2 separate regions of the Homo sapiens genome follow, and region 1 is linked to region 2. A link is a contact called in ENCODE Hi-C or POLR2A ChIA-PET data. All regions are on one chromosome and are shown on one strand. Each heading gives the region's core, a stretch centred on a gene start or an enhancer-like site at or near the end of the contact. The rest is flanking DNA. Distances are from core to core; before and after follow the strand shown. Region 1 holds the start of FXYD7 (FXYD domain containing ion transport regulator 7). Region 2 holds the start of HAUS5-DT (HAUS5 divergent transcript).

Region 1 (4,732 bases), core at 1,769-4,268, 470 kb before region 2:
GGCTGGGGTACCAAGAAGTTTGGGGGTCTCCACGTGGGGTCCAGTCACAGGCTGGTATTTGGGGGAGGGGAGAGGAAGCCCCAGATCAGGCAAAGATGGGGTGGGATGGGGCTGAATCCCCGATGGGATAACTGGGTCACAGACAGCCTGCCGTGAGTCAGGGAGCTGGGGCAGTTAGGTGCCACCTGCCCCATCTGGGACAGTGCAGAGGGGGCAGCTGGGACCCAGAGAGTGTGGGCAGCCTGCCCAGACACCCTCAGACTCTAAGCCCAGCAAGGCAGAGCCTCCAGTGGTCTCCTCATGCCCCTCCCTGCCAGGACCCCAGGAAGCATTCAACCCCTGATTTCTCTCTCTTTCCAGAAAGTCCAAAGGAACACGACCCGTTCACTTACGGTGAGCGGGGGGTCTAATTTTGAGTCCTGGGGGAGAGCCTGGCTTTGCTGGTCCTTTGATTCCCCCTCGCCCTCCCCCAGAGTCCCAGTATTGATATCTCTGTCATTCTCCTTCCCTCTATTTTGTCCTTCCTCTCTGATTCCACCTGTCTGCATCTTTTCCTGTCTGTGTCTATCTGTGTCACTGTCTATGTGATACCTCTCTGGTTCTCTTTCTCTTGCCTGCGTCTGTCTCAGCATCTCGTGGCCCATCCTCTGCTTCTTCCCGTCTTCTCTCCCCCCTGTCCTCCTCCTCCCTGTCCCCTCCCTCCCTTTCCTATACACCCCTTTCCTCTCCCTGGTACCCCACTTTCCTCCTCCCATATCTGCTCCCCCTTAATTATCTTACTTCCCCCCTTCTGCCTGCTGGTCCTTTCTCCCTGTTCCCTCCTTCCCAATTTACCCCTCTCCTATTCTCCCTCCTGTCTTCCCTGCCCTCACCTTCCCTGCTCTGCTGCTCACAGACTACCAGTCCCTGCAGATCGGAGGCCTCGTCATCGCCGGGATCCTCTTCATCCTGGGCATCCTCATCGTGCTGAGTGAGTGCCCCTAGCTCCCGCCCTCTACCCCGCCTCTCCCTGGCCCCACCTCTCTCTGGCCCCGCCTCTCCCTGGCCCCGCCTCTCCCTAGCCCCCCTCTCCCTGGCCCCGCTTCTCCCTGGTCCCGCCCCTCCCTGGCCCCGCCCCGCCCCAACCCCTCCCAGGCCTTGCCCCGCCTACCCTGCCTTGGTTCCCCGGCCCCCGGTCTCGCCTCTAGCCCCGCCCCGTCCCCCAAGCCCCGCCCCTCGCGAGGGCGAGCTGGAGCTACAGCGCCGCTTGGCGCCCGCCGGGAGGGAGCCTCAGCTTCTCCTACCTCTCCACGCCCACAGGCAGAAGATGCCGGTGCAAGTTCAACCAGCAGCAGAGGTAAGACGCCCCTCCCCGCCCTCCTTCGCCCGCTCCTGCTCTGGAGGGCGCCGCGGGTGAGGCGGGGAGTACCCCTGACCCGCAGCCCGATCCCCGTCAGCGACTATGTATTAAGCACCTACTATGTGCCATGGCCCAAGCCTGGCCCTGGGACCAAGCGAGGAAAAAACCTCCCGCCCTTCCTGGCCGAGCTCCCAGCCTAGTGGAGGCGGTGGCCGTGGGTTCCAACAGCCCCACAGATAGAAAAATCACAAAGCGTGATAACACAAAGTGCAGGAAAGAAGAAACGGCGGTGAAATGAGATCATCTCACACGCGGCCCAGTTTAGCTTAGAGTCTTGTTCCTAGCTCTTTGATTCCTCTTCGAATAAAATGTTAAAGCATGGACAATGTATGAATATGTTAGAACAATTATAGATATTATCATAAGTAGTAGCTAATATTTACTGGGTGTGTACCACGTGTTAGATACGGTTTCACTTCCTCTGGGAGGGAGGTGCTGTTATTAACCCCATTTGACAGATGAGGAAACTAAGGCACAGGGAGGTAAAGTCACTTTGTTCAAGATCACTCAAGTGGAAGATGGGGGGTTCTGGGTTTCCAACCCAGGCCATCTCATGGCAGTCTGCCAAGTCCCCATGACTATCCCTCCCCCACCAACTTCACATCCCTGCCCCCAAATCCGCGGAGGTACTCACTGTTAACCAGCTTAGAAGCCCCCTGCCAGCACATAAGCTGCTCCTGGGTGCTCCTCATTTCTGGCGGACCCCGAGCCTGCTCTTCGTCCATATCTGGGCCTAGTTACACCAATCTGGGAAAGGAGGCTTGTACTGGGGGGTTCCTAGAAGGGCAGCCTCTCCCCCTTTCCATCCCGAAATCCCTCTGCCTCTGTCTTCCCAGGACTGGGGAACCCGATGAAGAGGAGGGAACTTTCCGCAGCTCCATCCGCCGTGAGTCTGGGGAGACTGCGGGTATTCTGGGGAGAGGGCTGGTTCCAAGGACCGCTTTTCCCGGCCCTCCCTGGCTGCGTAGAGGGAAGGGCTGGATCTGAAAGCGGAGGGCGGGGAGTTGCCCCGCCGCGGGCCCCACCTGCCCAGGAGCTGGGGATGCCTCTCCAGAATGACCCCCGATCTCCGTGTTCCCCCCAGGTCTGTCCACCCGCAGGCGGTAGAAACACCTGGAGCGATGGAATCCGGCCAGGTGCTGCAGCTCTGACACGGCGGTGGGAGGGAAGGAGGGAGGAAGGAAAGGCGGGAGAGGGAGGGGGCCAAGTGCCAGAGTTGAAGGGCGGCGAGGGGTGGGGCTGGACGTCCCCCCTCGCCTCTCACCCTTTTCACCCTCACAGGACTCCCCTGGCACCTGACATCTCCCACGCTCCACCTGCGCGCCCACCGCCCCCTCCGCCGCCCCTTCCCCAGCCCTGCCCCCGCAGACTCCCCCTGCCGCCAAGACTTCCAATAAAACGTGCGTTCCTCTCGACAGCACTTTGTCGGTCTCGGTCCCTCAGCGCGAAACGCCAGCGCCACTGGGCCCCAGCAGGGGGCGCCCCACCCTAGAGGAAGGGGCGGGGACGACGGTGGTGGGCGGGGGCGGGGGCGGGGGTGGCCTGCACGGGGGCGGGCTCCCCGGGCCCCCATTGGCTGCAGGCCCCCCCACGCCAGGGCTCCCCCCAGCTCCCCCCCACATCGGTCCGTCCTGCTTCCAGCTGCTGCAGCGCGCCTTCGCCGCCAAAGCATCCAGCAGCCCCCTGCTCCGGCCCAGCATGGCGACCCCGACCCAGACCCCCACAAAGGGTGAGCGTCGTTTGGGGAGGGGGTTGCAGGGGGGCTCCGGGATCTGAGAGCCTAGGAGAGAGGGTGTCGGGAGATTCAAGCAATGGTAAGGCAAGGGAGTTGGGGGAGGGAGGTCCGCTCCTCCTGTGGGCGGAAGCCCCTGTAATGCGCCCCCCCGATCGCCCCTCCGGGTCTCTGGGACACCCCCTCCCCGGCAGGCGTCCTGTGCCAGACCTGCGGTTGGAGAGTGGCAGTCCCGGGAGAAGGGATGCTCGGACAGGTCGCTATGGCAACCGGGTGGCTGGTCCCGCACCGTGGTGGTAGCAGACGGGGAAGAGATGAGCTTGCAGGGTGGGAGCGGGTGGGTCTGCGACCAGAGACGTTCTGGAAGATTTCAGGGTCCCTGGGGTGGGCAAGGGAAGGGGAGGAGGTTCATGTCCCTCTTCTTTCCAGTGCTGTCTCCTAGGGTGTCTGTTTCCTGAAACCCTTGACAGCCAGGTTCAGAGGAAAGGAGTGAGAGCTGAAGGAAGAGACAGAGAGAAGGGATATAGCAAGAGACAGACAGGGAGAACCTGGAAGAGACAGAGACCAAGAGAGGCAGGAGATCCAGAGTCACAGATACAAAGACCCAGGAAGACAAATAGATGGACTCAGAGAGATTCCCAGTGGAGGGGAGAGGCTGAGAGCAGTAGACAGAGATGCAGAGAGAGAGAGAAAAAAAAATGAGAGCCTGGGAGATAGTGGGATTGAGACCGCTATGGAGAGAGAAGCAGAGAGACGGAGGGAGAGAGACGGACCCATGGGGAGAGAGGGGAGTAGAAAGAGAAGAAGGGAGCCATGTGGGGTGGGGCCCAAACCACTGCAGTGAGACCCTATGTGTGGGAATGGGGCGATGGGACCCTCCTTCCAGCCCACAGCAGGGGTGTTTTCCAATCCCAGAGGTGCTGTTGGGTATACACCTAGCTGCCCCTACTGCCCCCATCCAGCCACACACTGATTTCCATTCCACACCAATTAACCCAGTTATGCACCCACTTAAACACCCACTTCTACCGTCGCCCCCTAATAGCCCCCACTGCTAATCCTGCTTCTGCAGATGAGCAAGGCACAGACTGCTTCAAGAGGGAGCCAGTGCCCAGCAAGGGTCTCCAGCACTGAGGGCAGGGGACCAGGGGTGCTGAGAAGCCCCTGGCAGTGAAGGGAACCCGAATTCCACTTGGATGGCTCCCTCCCTTCCGCGCTTCCCAGCAGGCGGGGGCTGCTGCACTGAGCCATATCTGCAGAATCCGAAGCAGGGCGGGGGGTGGGGGGGGCTGCAGAGGCTGGAAGCTACCCTAGGGAGGGGGGCAGGGCTGAGGCAGCAGGCCTGGCGGGAGCCCAGGGCTTCTTTTTGCAGAGGTGGTGGTTAGCAGGATCGATGGCAGCAGACGGGCAGAGGTGGGAGGACAGACTCCTCAACCCAACCTCCTCTGCCTCCCCCTTTCCCAGTCACAGCATGACAGGGGACCGCAGGTCTCGGGAAACCCCGGGGGAGGAAAAGCATGTTGTGCATTGCAAGCTGCTTAAGGAAACTAATTAATGAATTGTTGGGGAGCGAGGGGGGAAGAGGGGAGAGTCTCCCTCCA
Region 2 (4,929 bases), core at 1,564-4,063:
GGGCACGCCTTGCATGTTACTGAGAACTTCCTCCTCTCTCTTGACTTTGCAGTCTGAGACCCGGTCATATCTACATGTGTGTTTGGGGCAGGATGGGCAGAGACATAGCAGGAAAGGAAGTCACAGGGGTGTGTCCTACCCCAGCCAGGAAGCAGGCAGCAGGGACCGCTGTGGGGCATGCCTGGAGGTTCTTCACCATCTGCTGAGCACCAGCATAACAATGGGACATTGGGACTGTCCACCTGCACTGTGCTGTTACCACTAACCAGACAACTGGCTTTCGTGGGATTCACCCTGGGTCCCTGGGGCAGAAAGCACCCTAAGTGCTCAGGGCCTTCCTCTGAAGGGGTCACTTTTTCCTTCATTGTCTTGGGTGATGTAACAAGCTGTGCCAGACTGGAGGAAGTGAGACCAGGTGCCTGCAGTGAGCTACTGAGACGCAGGTGACAGTCACAGCAGTTGCATTATCAGGGAGTTTCCTATGGTCATCTGAACTTCGAGGGAGGTTTTCTGGGGCCGGGCATTCCTTCCTCATTCCCATTTACCTAAATTGGCCCATCCTTGTCTGGTAGGTCAGCACCCAGCAGAGGCTTCTCCCCATGCACAGCACTGTGAGGTTCAGGCACCTGGGCACAGTAACCACAGTGATTCCTGGAAGCTGGTGGGCATGCTATCCTGGGGCCATCTGAACTGGGAAAAGCTGTGTGAGTTCTTGGGGGCCAGCTTGTAGCCTTTTTGGCTGGGGCCAGGTTGAAGGTCTTCCTGGGAACCAGAGTCAAGAGCGGCCACTTACATTAAGCGGATAAAGCCCACGACTTTCTTGAGCTGCTTGACAGCTGTACCAAAAAGGCACAAACCCATTGAGGATATTATGAAACATGAATACAGATGATTATTTTATTTTGGTTTGGTTTTGTTTTGGCTTTGAGACAGGGTCACCCAGGCTGGAGTGCAGTGGTGCCATCATAGCTCACTGAAGCCTCAACCTCCCAGGCTCAACTGATCCTCCTGTTTCAACCCCCCAAGTAGATGGGACTACAAGCGTGCACCACCACGCCTGGCTAATTTTTTTTAATTTTTAATAGAGACAAGGTTTTGCTGTGGTGCCCAGGTGGGTCTCAAATTCCTAGCCTCAAACATTCCTCCCACCTCAACCGCCCGAAGTGCTGGGATTACAGGCATGAGCCACCACGCCCAGCCATTGCCTTATAATTTTTTACTGATGTCAGATATTGTTAATTTTACAGTGTTGGATGCTGGATTTTTTTTAATCTCTATAAATATTCTTGAATTTTGTTCTGGAATGCAGCTAAATAATAGCTTGATCCTTTCGGGCCTTGCTTTTAAGCATGGTTGGTTAGTCAGCATCAGAGAAGTATTTCATCTAGGGCAGGGGCAGGGGTCTCCAAACCCCAAGCCGTGAACCAATACAAGTCCATGGCCTGTTAGAAACCAGGCTGCACAGCAGGAGGTGAGTGGCGTATGGGTGAGCATCACTGCCTGAGCTCCACCTCCTGCCAGATCAGGAGCGGCATTAGATTCTTACAGGAGCGCAAACCCTATTGTGAACTGTGCATACGAAGGATCTAGATTGCGCACTCCTTATGAGAATCTAATGCTTAGGCGGGGCATGGTGGCTCACACCTGTAATGCTAGCACTTTGGGAGGCTGAGATGGGCTGATCACTTAAGGTCAGGAGTTCAAGACCAGCCTGGCCAACATGGTGAAACCCCGTCTCTACTAAAAATACAAAAATTAGCTGGGCATGGTAGCGGGCGCCTGTAATCCCAGCTACTCAGGAGGCTGAGGCAGTAGAATCGCTTGAACCCCGGAGGCAAAGATTGCGCTGAGCCGAGATCGGGCCACTGCACTCCAGCCTGGGTGAAAGAGGGAGACTTCACCTCAAAAAAAAAAACAGGGAAGAAAAAAAAAAAGAGAGAGAGAGACAGAGAATATAATGCCTCACGACCTGAAGTGGAACAGTTTCATCCCGAAACCATCCACTGCTCCCACCCTCCATCCCCCAGACTGTGGAAAAATTGTCTTCCATGAAACCAGTCCCTGATGCTCAAAAGGTTGGGGACTGCTGGTCTAGCGCAGACCTCTCACACCTGCTGTGTCCCAAATTGACCCACCCCTGCTGCTTATTTTTACCACCCCTACCTGGTGGTGCGTCTGTCTCCCCACTCAACTGTGAGCTCCGTACAATAGGGACCAGGGCTGTTGTGGTCACCATGGTGTCCCCAGCATCACCCAGCACAGGGTCAGCTCCCTGAGTTTATGGAATGGTAAGCACGAATGAATGGGAAAACGCATGCCAGGGAAATGTTAGGGTCATGCTCTCTGCCCCTACCCTCCACTCAGACATGAGACACCTGTTTCTGAAATCAAAGAGCAGTAAGTCCAGGATCTCATTGCCTGGTTCCAGTCCTCCTAGGACGCAAGTCCCATTTTGTCAAGAAAATAAAGGGGGTGAGCGTGGTGGCTCACGCCTGTAATCCCAACATTTTGGGAGGCCGAGGCGGGAGGATCGCTTGAGCCCAGGAGTTCAAGAGCCCAGAAGCTGAGACTAGCCTGGGCAACAAGTGAGATCCCATCTCTATTAAAATAAAAGTGTTTAGTTAAAAGAAGAAAAAGAAAATAAATGGAAGCATCAAGGACTGTTTTGCCTCTTTCGGGTTAGCTGGTAGTGAGCGGGAGAACGAGGGAAGGCGGGCGGGGCTGCAGTCTCTCCACGCCCTTTTCATTTCCACTCAAGGAGACCTACCTGGGAAGAGTGAGCGCTGCAAGACCCAGCCTGACCGCGCTAAGATTACTATGCAGCGCCCGAGCCCGCTGTCTGCCCGGCAACCGATGACGTCACTGTTGGCGCGCCCGTGACGTCAGAGGCGGGCGCCACACTTGAAGAGGCTGAGGGAGGCGGTGTCGCCGCCGCGGCGCTGTCATGGAGCTAGCGCAGGAAGCGCGGGAACTGGGTTGCTGGGCGGTCGAAGAGATGGGGGTGCCCGTGGCGGCCCGGGCCCCGGAATCGACGCTGCGCAGGTGAGGACCGCTCCTGGAGTGAGGACACCCCACCCTGGAGATTGAGTCTCCGGGAGTGAGAACTCCACCCCTCATTGAGGACTCGACTCCCCCCAATTCCCCATCGAGAGTGACCCGACTTACTGAGGGCTCCCTACCCTGGGAGGCTCCCCAGAGTGAGGTCCCTAGCACTGGTGAGGATCCTCCACGAGTTAGCTAAGACCTCGCTCCTTATGGAAATAGGATCTCCAGAGTGAGGCTGTCCCCGCAGCACCTCCCCTCCCTCCCTTAACCTAACCAAGAAGGACACTCAGGAGTTAGCCGTGGCCACCCCATCGGGGATTGAAGCTGTAGGAGTGATGCCCCACGTCTGGTCATGAGATGGCACTTCCTGGCAGTACATCCCCCACCTCCACCTCTGGATGTGACTGGGATAACCCACTCCCAGGAGAAAGGGAGCACCCGCCTCTCCCGCGCTCCCCCACCACCCGCCTTCCCAGGGAATGAGAATAACACCACACTTAGTGCAAACATCCAGTCCCTACAAAAAAAATGTTTTACCAATTAGCCGGGTGTAGTGGTGCCTGCCTGTAGTCCTAGCTACTCTGGAGGCTGAGGTGGGAGGATCGCATGAGCCCAGGAGGTTGAGGCTGCAAGGAGCTATGATCGTACCACTGCGACAGAGCGAGACTGTCTCTTAAAAAAAAAAAAAAAAAAAAGGCAAAAAAAAGTTTGGGCCTTCCCTCCTCAAGAAGTGAGAACTCCCTAGTAAAAACTCCCTACCACCATCACCCTAGGAATGAGGATCCCACACCCTGTGTGCTGCCCCAGGCATATGCTTACACACTGTCCCCACAGGCTGTGTCTGGGCCAGGGGGCTGACATCTGGGCCTACATCTTGCAGCATGTGCACAGTCAGAGGTAAGCTGGGCTAGAGCAGGGGAGGGGGCACAGGTGAGGCCCATAGTAACTCCTCTTTCTGCCTCTGCACTGTAGGACTGTCAAGAAGATCCGGGGAAACCTACTCTGGTAACTGCTTCTTAAAGCTATCCCCTCCTGTCTTCCCCACTCCCATTTAGCCCTGTCCCCACCACAGCATCACACCTATTGCCCTCCCCCCTAGAAGCCCCACTCATCCGCTGACTCTGGCCTCGTTTTCCTAGGTATGGCCACCAGGACAGTCCACAGGTGAGAAGCATATGCTACAAGATTCTCTTTCATCCGAAAAATGACTTGTAGATCTTCTGCTCTAAGCCCAACCAGGTGCTGGGTGATGCTGGGGACAATGGGTCACAAGACAGCCTTGATCTCCATCCTCATAGGGCTTAAAGTCCAGTGGAAACAGCATTAGCTCAGCCAGGTGCAGTGGCTCACACCTGTAATCCCAGCACTTTGGGAGGCTCACCTGAGGCCTCATCTCAGGTGATGAGATCACCTGAGGGCTCCAGGAAGCGATCAGTACTGGGACAAAGATGTGGTTTGGGAGGCGGATCACCTGAGGTCAGGAGTTCGAGACCAGCCTGGCCAACACGGTGAAGCCCTGTCTCTAATAAAAATAAAAAATTAGCCAGGCGTGGTGGCACACGCCTGTAATCCTAGCTACTTGGGAGGCTGAGGCAGGAGAATCGCTTGAACCTGGGAGGCAGAGGTTGCAGTGAGCTGAGATCGCACTACTGCACTCCAGCCTGGGCAATAGAGCGAGACTCTATCTCAAAAAAAGAAAAAATAAATAAAGAGCATTAATTAGCTGGGCGCAGAGAGGTGGGACCTGGATATGTGGCATCAAAGCTGGTGAGAAGAGATGATGGGACAGGTATGGGAGAGATGCTGAGGCCAGTGTGGGACCCAATGGGTGCAAGGGGCTCATATGACACCTAAGGGGAGGCTTCCAGGAGGCCTTGGGACTTC

Evidence for each region. A loop is a pair of places that touch in the nucleus more often than their neighbours do. ChIA-PET counts read pairs that join two places held with the same protein, here RNA polymerase II (POLR2A). Pooled maps may share reads with other maps.
Region 1: a pooled map shows a loop between it and region 2 (11-fold over the local background). The contact joins the promoter of FXYD7 here to the promoter of HAUS5-DT in region 2. A Hi-C loop is called at or near these places in 1 of 168 maps with a recorded cell type or tissue (naive thymus-derived CD4-positive, alpha-beta T cell) and 7 of 50 pooled maps. POLR2A ChIA-PET finds 5 or more read pairs at or near these places in 1 of 52 experiments (activated CD4-positive, alpha-beta T cell).

Annotation. Positions count from the first base shown.
Region 1 is chr19:35,140,237-35,144,968 of GRCh38, forward strand. It overlaps FXYD7 (FXYD domain containing ion transport regulator 7), which reads left to right and starts at 3,019. Exons shown (of 6, transcript NM_022006.2): 1 at 3,019-3,128. The coding sequence starts at 3,098. It overlaps FXYD1 (FXYD domain containing ion transport regulator 1), which reads left to right. Exons shown (of 8, transcript NM_021902.4): 3 at 361-393; 4 at 896-970; 5 at 1,300-1,336; 6 at 2,236-2,285; 7 at 2,484-2,535; 8 at 2,681-2,873. The coding sequence ends at 2,506. RefSeq lists silencers at 900-1,029, 1,140-1,359 and enhancers at 994-1,556, 2,680-3,240, 3,241-3,802.
Region 2 is chr19:35,609,851-35,614,779 of GRCh38, forward strand. It overlaps HAUS5-DT (HAUS5 divergent transcript), which reads right to left and starts at 2,814. Exons shown (of 2, transcript NR_186318.1): 1 at 2,768-2,814. It overlaps HAUS5 (HAUS augmin like complex subunit 5), which reads left to right and starts at 2,885. Exons shown (of 19, transcript NM_015302.2): 1 at 2,885-3,042; 2 at 3,880-3,942; 3 at 4,018-4,050; 4 at 4,185-4,209. The coding sequence starts at 2,945. RefSeq lists enhancers at 2,619-3,174, 2,763-3,022.